Linked DNA regions of Homo sapiens: region 2 is linked to region 1. Evidence: read pairs that join two places in POLR2A ChIA-PET (ENCODE). Cell type or tissue: endothelial cell of umbilical vein. All regions are shown on one strand.

Region 1 (4,000 bases):
CATGGGAAGGGGGAGTCAGACATGCCTCTTTATACCCTCCTCCCTACTGGAATTCAGGAAAAGCCAATGAGCATTAACATTAACACAGACCTTAAGTCTGATAAGAAACATTTACAATGTATTCTCTCTGAAGCCTGCCATCTGGAGGCTTCATCTGCATGATAAAACATTGGCCTCTACAACCCCTTATTGTAATCCAAATATTCCTTTCTTTTGATTCCAGGTCTTTAGATGATAACTTAACTCTTTCAACCAATTGCTAATCAGAAAATCTTTAAATCTACCTATGACCGGGAAGCCTCCACTTTGAGTTGTCCCACTTTCCCAGATAAAACCAATGCATATCTTCCATGTATTGGCTGATGTCTCATGTCTCCCTAAAATATACAAAAGCAAACTGTACCCCATCCACCTTGGACACATATCGTCAAGACCTCTTGAGGCTGTGTCACAGGTGTGGCCTTAACCTTGGCAAAATAAACCTTCTAAATTAATTGAGACCTGTATCAGATGCTTTTGAGTTCACACATGACAGATGATTAATACCCTTGGCCAAAAACAAGTTCTAATATATCAAGAATCACTCCCCAAAAGAAGATGAGTGAAAAATATGGATGGGGAAATCACAAAGGAAAAAATTCAAATATGTGTGTATTCAACCTCAACATCAATAAAGGACATGCACATTACAATCATGAGATTTTTATTTTTACCATTTAATGGAAAAGATTTTAAGAGAATATAGTTCTCAGTATTGACAAGAATGTGCAGAAGAAGGTACTCTCCCAGTCTTAGATAGATTGTTCACACACAGGTGGAAACTGAGGCTAGAGTGTGGAATAAAGGGGTAGGACAGTCACAGGTAAACAGCCTTATGTCCCTAAAGAGGCTGGATGTGGTATCAGTCTTGGCCATCCCAGCTGGAGATCTGATGAAAGTTCTTGATGGGTTAGGAAGTTAGACAGCAGGAGAGCAGGGGAGAAACAGATCCAAGAGAGTGCTTGTCATTTCTGATGCCATTGCATCTAAGTTTCCCTTCATAATTCTTCCTTGCTCACCTTTTTATTTTTATAGAGCATCTCAAGAATCAACTCTTAAAACCCAGCACACATTTATACTGGCTTCTTTTTAAAATTGCATTCACTTTCAACATTATATTAGGAAAGGCAATGCAGTAGCAGAAACAAGCTGGGCTGGCATTTCTGTGCAGTTTGTTCAGCACGCTGAATGGGAAGCGCAGGGTAACAGTGAGAGCACGAATCAAAGTTTATCACCTGTGGGGTTTCAGGCAAGTTGTTCAATCATTCTCAACTTGTTTTCTGCATGTTTGCCTTCCTTCCCTCCCTCCCTCCCTCCCTCCGTCCCTCCCTCTCTCCCTCTCTCCCTCTCTCTCTCTCTCTTTCTTATTTGAGATGAAGTCTCGCTCTGTCGCCCAGGCTGGAGTGCAGTGGCACGATCTCGGCTCACTGCAAGCTCCGCCTCCCGGGTTCACGCCATTCTCCTGTCTCAGCCTCACGAGTAGCTGGGACCACGGGCGCCCGCCACCACGCCTGGCTACTTTTTTTTGTATTTTTAGTAGAGACGGGGTTTCACCGTGTTAGCCAGGATGGTCTCGATCTCCTGACTTCGTGATCCGCCCGCCTCGGCCTCCCAACGTGCTAGGATTACAGGCGTGAGCCACCGTGCCCTGCCAAATGTTTGTATTTCTATAAGTAGGAATAATAACACTAACTTCACAGTGTTGTTGTGGGGATTGAGTAAAATTGTGTATGTAAAATCCTGAGAATTAGTCTATGTTTAATAAAGGTAGGTTTCCTTCCTTTTTTGAGAAAAACAAGCCATGGGACTAGTTATCCTACAGGTGGCATTCTACATTTCTTGTGTGGTCTCCATTCCAAACAGGCTCTGAGGCCTCACACTGTCTGAGGCTCTTGCTAACCCGTGATAAAGGGTTCTTGGCAAAAAAAGTTGAGCTGCTTCCTATTTCGTTGGCCTCCAGGCTGAGAGGAAAGCTCTGGCTTAGGGTAAAATACTGCTGGGTGGAATCCAGAATGACCTCCATCCAGCTCCCCAGCTGCACAGGCTAAACTGTGGCTTGCATGAAAATTGGAGAGTATGTGACCTCATCTGGTGAGGAAATGGAGAACAAAAGACGGGTGAACAGGAGCCAAAAAAAAGCCTCATAAAACATATTTTAATCACATCAGTCTGGCATTACCATCCCTGCATAGCTACTAAATGCTCATGGCTGTCAGAATTTGGTGATTACAACTGTGGCTGTCATGTTAGGGACACAAAACCTAAGCTTAAACGAAAAGGTCAGGGCCCAAAAGGCATGCACAGAAGGGAATGGTGGAGTTTACAATGTTCCATCTAACACTGGACACGTGACAGTAAGTCAGGTAGCTTCTGACGTTACTGCTTCGGCTGTTGCTACAGTCTTCCTTTTGGGAGGCAGTATAGGTAGGATGTGTTTAAAATAAAAATAGAGATGAATCCACATCAGAAAAGGAAGATCAAGATCTTAATTTCCCCACTGCTATCTTCCAATCAGTGCATCAGAATCACCTGCAGAGCTTGGTAAAAACAGATTCAGGAACACCACAGTCTTAGTTTGGGTTGCTATAACAAAGAACCGTAGACACAGTGGCTTATTAAGCACAGAAGTTTAATTCTCACTGTTCTGGAGGCTGGAAGTCTGAGATTAGGGTGCCAGCATGGTCAGGTTCTGATAAGGATGTTCTTCTCGGTTGCAGATGGCCAACTTATCCTTGTGTCCATCCTTCCATGGTGGAAAGAGGTGTAGAGAGCTCTCCGGGGTCATTTTTAAAAGGGGACTAATCCCATTCATGGGGGTTCCACCATTGTGGCCTAATCACCTCCCAAAGGCCCCACCTCCTAATACCATCACATTTCAGATTAGGAATTTTTTTTTTTTTTTTTGAGACAGAGTCTCACTCTGTCACTTAGGCTGGAGTGCAGAGTGATCTCGCCTCACTGCAACCTCCGCCTCCCGGGTTCAAGCGATTCTCCTGCCTCAGCTGGGACTACAGGTGCGTGCCACTATGCTCGGCTAATTTTTGTATTTTTAGTAGAGACAGGGTTTCACCATGTTGCCCAGGCTGGTCTTAAACTCCTGACCTCAGACGATCCACCCGCCTCAGCCTCCCAAAGTGCTGGAATTACAGGTGTGAGCCACCATGCCGGGCCAGGTTAGGATTTTAACACATGAATTTTGGGCAGGGACACAAACATTCAGTCCATTGCATCCATTCTCAGAATTTCTGAAGTGAGACCTGAGAATTTCCATTCCCAGGAAGCTCCCAGGTGATGCTGATGCTGCAGGTCCAGAGACTGCTTGAGCACTGCTGCTCTAGGTGATTTTTAGAGAAGGTCTGTTCCTGTTTCTAGGGGATCTGCTCTGAAGCCTGATATTCCCTCATGCCCCTACTCTTACCCAGACTATGTAGATCATTCTCCTCTAGTTTTCAAAACATCAAAGTAATTATCTCTTTTTTTGGTTGTTATTCAGAACAAGAAGAAGTTTATTAGTTGGAACAGAAATACAGATTATAACAGGGGTACACTCAAGTCCAGATTAATAGCCCCAACACTGGCTGAACTTTAGAAAAATCTGGGAAACTGGAAAGAGGAAGAAATAAAAGGCAGAAGGAAGCAAGCTGGCCCAGGCTTCACACCCAGATATTCTAATTTAATATGTTTGTGGTGGGGTCCTATCCTAGCAGGAATAAGCTTTAAAAGCTACCCATGTGACTCTAATTTGCAACCAGGGCTGAGAACTGCTGGTCTAGATCACTGTATTAGTCCATTCTTGTGTTGCTATAAAGAAATACATGAGGCCAGGCACAGTGGCTCACACCTGTAATCCCAGCGCTTTAGGAGGCCAAGGCAGGTGGATCCCTTGAGGTCAGGAGTTCAAGACCAGCCTGGCCAACATGGTGAAACCCCATCTCTACTAAAAAAACAAAAATTAGCTGGT
Region 2 (4,000 bases), 300 kb before region 1:
AAAGGGTTGTGCCTTAGAGCATCTTCCATTTACACAGCCTACTCAGAGCTCTGGCATGTAGATAAACAAATCAGCCTTTTGTAAACAGGAGATCTGAGGTTGGTGAGTCCAGGATAGGAACTGCAAATACAAACACACTCATAAGAAAGACATGAAATCAGGACATTCCACAGAGCGCAAGACCAACATGGTTGGCATGGCTGGATCATAAGCCCAAAAGGTAGAGGAGGAGGACTGAAACAAGCATAATGGCAGGTTTTTCCTCCCTAAAACTTGTTTTCTGCTTCAGCACAGTCGAGACACTCATATTACAACCACCTCCGGCTGAAAATCACCTGAAAATAATTTGGGAAAACACCCATCACACACACATTCATTCCAGAAAATTCACATAGTGCTGTATAACACTGGAATGTACTTCCTGGATTTTGCATCTCATATTGGCAAGATATACTTTATTTTAGCTTGTGGAACGAATACTAAATCAGTTGCAACTTTAAAAAGTCTTCATCAGAATTTCAAGATGGCAACTCAATTTTTGACCTTCACATTCTGAGGATATTTCCAAACTAAATTATGCATATAGCCACCAGTATAAGATATTAAGAATCCAGATACAACACTGTATGGTACAAAGATGGGGAGACCAAGGATTCAAAGCTCTGGATTTGAACACATAGCAAGCCTCCAGCTAACAGCTAGAATGAAATGGAAAGCCATTTAATTCTCAAGTTTCAAGTTGCTTGATCTGTAAAACGGACATGATAACTGCCCAGCCTACTACCTGGGATTGCCAGGGGGCTGTAATGAAAATAACAAATGGGACAGGGCTGTCAAGAACTATAAAAGCCAGTATTGGGGGGACTAAGCAGTTTTACACATTTGTCTGATCTTTTTAATACAAAAAAACTACAATAAACAGTCACTAAATAGATATGTGGTATGTCTGAAAACAATTTTCCTGTGGTCACAATTTAAAGGCATAATTGTAAGGAACTAGCTGCCTGCTTACCGTGCACTGTAATTGCATCAGATGTGCTATTAAGACAAATGTGCTGTAATCCCATGCTTTGGGCAGCAGGCGGTCATTAGGTGTTGTAAGTAGCAATTATGGCATACCTCCTCCTTTCCAGCCTTTATCGATTTTTCTTTCATTTGTTAATGTTGCTTCAAGGCTATGATTCAAGTCCACCATTCATTTCACTCAACAGATATTTGCTGATAGCCAACTGTGTGCAGGCACTCTTCTGCAAGATCTCCCCTTATACCCCAGATGAGCTAGAATTCTCAGACGCCCTCCCACTTGACTCTCCAGGGACCCTGTTCTGTTTGGGAGACAAATGAAAATACATTGCAGTCTAATTTTATTATTGACAAGCAGAAAAAGTGTGGACTCATCATGCCTCGCAGATGGCCCTTTGAAGTCTGCATTGGAAGTCTGCCTTCAAAGACAACCAGGAAACTGGCCATTCGCCTACAGCCAGGCAGGGTCCATTCAGTGCCCTTGCACTGGAAGCCAGTGTCTTGTGTCCAAAGTCCCGGATTGAGAAATATTAGAAATATTACACTCTTTGGGTATGAGCTACAGCTTCAATGGATGATTTCATCCTTTCCTTCACCTGTAAGGCACAATCAACAAGGGATATTCTGGTGAGACTAGAAGAGGAAGGTAAATGGGATAAACCAAACCGGAAATCAGTATAAAAGATGCTGCCATATCTGGAGGGAGGAAGGGGAGGTTGGAAAAAAGTCAACCAGGAATACAGATGGACAACGATTATCCATGAATGAAAAAAAGAAATGAACCACCACACCAACATTTCTTCTTTCATTCTTACTCAGTGTCAGTGACTATGATAAGGATTTTACCTTTCTTGTTTCTATAAAGAGCTAACCTTTATTCAGCACTTTATATGCGTTATCTCATTTAATCCTGACAGCCATTCTATGATGTATGTACTATTACTATCCTTATTTTATAGGGGCAGAAACTAAGCCTTGACATAATTATGCAATTGCTTAGGCTCACTTAAGTAGTATATGGAACATGAAGGATTTGAACCTAGATTTTTCCACCTCCAAAACTCAAGTTCTTAACTATTATGCCTCTCATTATACAAAGGATGGCTTGAATTGGCCCCAACTGCAGTGATATATCTCATGTACTTGTCAAGGAAAAATACATTAAAGCCAACAACAAAAAAAAATCAAGACTATAAAAATTAAATGTGTTGACAAGAAACATAGGAGAGTCATATACTACAAGAATTGGGGACTACTTTTTAAAAATCAGGAATTGACTCATGTAATACTTATATACCTGTATCTCCTATTATAAACTGCAGATGGGAAGATGGGAGTAGTGAAGAAAAATTTATACAAGAATAAAAAGCTCAAAATAGATTTTGTTGTTGTTGTTTTGTTTTTTTTTTTTTTTTTTTTGAGAGGGAGTCTTGCTTTGTCACCCAGGTTGGAGTGCAGTGGTGTGATCTTGGCTCACTGCAACCTCCATCTCCTGGGTTCATGCAATTCTCCTGCCTCAGCCTCCCAAGTAGCTGGGATTACAGGCATGCACCACCACGCCTGGCTAATTTTTGTATTTTTAGTAAAGACACGGTTTCACCATATTGGTCAGTCTGGTCTTGAACTCCTGACCTCAAGTGATCCACCCACCTCAGCCTCCCAAAGTGCTGGGATTACAGGTGTGAGCCACCACACTCAGCCTCAAAATAGATTTTTTTAAAGAGGGCAAGGAAAGATAGAACCAGCCAGGTGTGGTGGCTCATTCCTGTAGTCCCAGCTACTCAGAGGCTGAGGTAGGAGGATCGTTTGAGCCCAGGAGTTGGAGACCAGCCTGAGAAATATAGCAAGACCTTCATCTCTAAAAAAAAAAAAAAAAATTACCCAGTTGTGGTGGCACACACCTATAGTCCCAGTTACTAGGGAGGATGAGGAAAGAGAATCACTTGAGCCCAGAAGTCTGAGACCAGCCTGGGCAATACAGCGACACCCCATCTTAAAAAAAATCAACAAATTGAGAGTGAGGGAAAAATAAGCAGAAGGAACTTGAGCTGAGCAAATTCTAAGGACCCAGGCTCACATCCGTCACTCATGCTTCTCCTCTCCTCCAGATATTGACCTGATGTGTCGCCACTCACAGTACACATACATTCTCATGTCAAACTTGCAAAATAAAAGCAACTACAGTTATAGGTGTGGAAAAGGACAGTAGGTATATGGGGACCTAGGGTAGGATTACAGAAGATTTTTTGAGGTTTCTATCCATACAGCTTCATCCCCACACCAAGGCTTATATTTGAGAGAGTCAAGACAAGGCCTCTTAAACAACACTGGGCCAAGTAAAGGGGGACTTTGGAACAGGACGCACAATTATTCATTTCCCTAAGAATGTACCATCTCTTCTGGCTCCCTGCCTCACTCTCCTCCCCAGATCTCTCCTACCCAACTTTTTCAATCGTGGGGATTTTAACCTCCAAACATTGGTAGTTTTAAAACCAATGTTTTATCTACAAACCAATATTTCATTTGGTTTGTAGATAAAATAGTACAAGGACAACTGCCAGCATTCAAATCCCATTAAGAAATCTATGAGAATAGCAAAATTTTAACTTTCTCCTTCAAGGTTATGAAGATATTCCTTGGTTACTGTCATTTTTTAAATTCAGCTTTAATCCTCTGCGTGCAAGCAAAAACTGCTATATGCATCCTGCTACGTTTTAAGGGGAGAAAAGCCCCAGAGGAGGTAAGCCAGGAATGGGACTTCAAAAACCTTCTACAGTCCCGAATCCTTTGGGAAGCACATTGGGTAGGCTGTTTGCTTCCATTTACATTTTTTGTTCTTGAAAATTATAATTGAGGGAGAGAGAGTGACCGGAATCCAACTCTACGTTCTATTTCCCAGAAGTGGGAGTAAGTGCGTAATTCTCTATTCCAGTATAAGGGCCATTGTTGCCAGACAAAAGTAGGAAGCTTATTTTTT

Evidence for each region. Peaks named below come from ENCODE experiments on the same cell type or tissue, not always from the same donor. Only the 100,000 strongest peaks of a DNase experiment are listed, where the experiment ranks them.
Region 2: POLR2A ChIA-PET joins it to region 1 with 7 read pairs; 1 of 35 experiments calls an interaction of 5 or more read pairs at or near these places.

What each region holds. Positions count from the first base shown.
Region 1 is chr5:73,462,614-73,466,613 of GRCh38, reverse strand. LINC01386 (long intergenic non-protein coding RNA 1386) reads left to right here. Exons shown (of 5, transcript NR_126410.1): 3 at 1,162-1,288. Among named protein-coding and RNA genes, the nearest start is that of LINC01386, 8.4 kb to the left of the region's middle. In endothelial cell of umbilical vein, no CTCF peak of the experiment used is centred here; a DNase peak (open chromatin) is centred at 2,063; H3K27me3 peaks cover 1,104 bases.
Region 2 is chr5:73,760,898-73,764,897 of GRCh38, reverse strand. All of the region lies in intron 4 of ARHGEF28 (Rho guanine nucleotide exchange factor 28), which reads right to left. Among named protein-coding and RNA genes, the nearest start is that of ARHGEF28, 140 kb to the right of the region's middle. In endothelial cell of umbilical vein, no CTCF peak of the experiment used is centred here; no DNase peak of the experiment used is centred here; H3K27ac peaks cover 1,170 bases.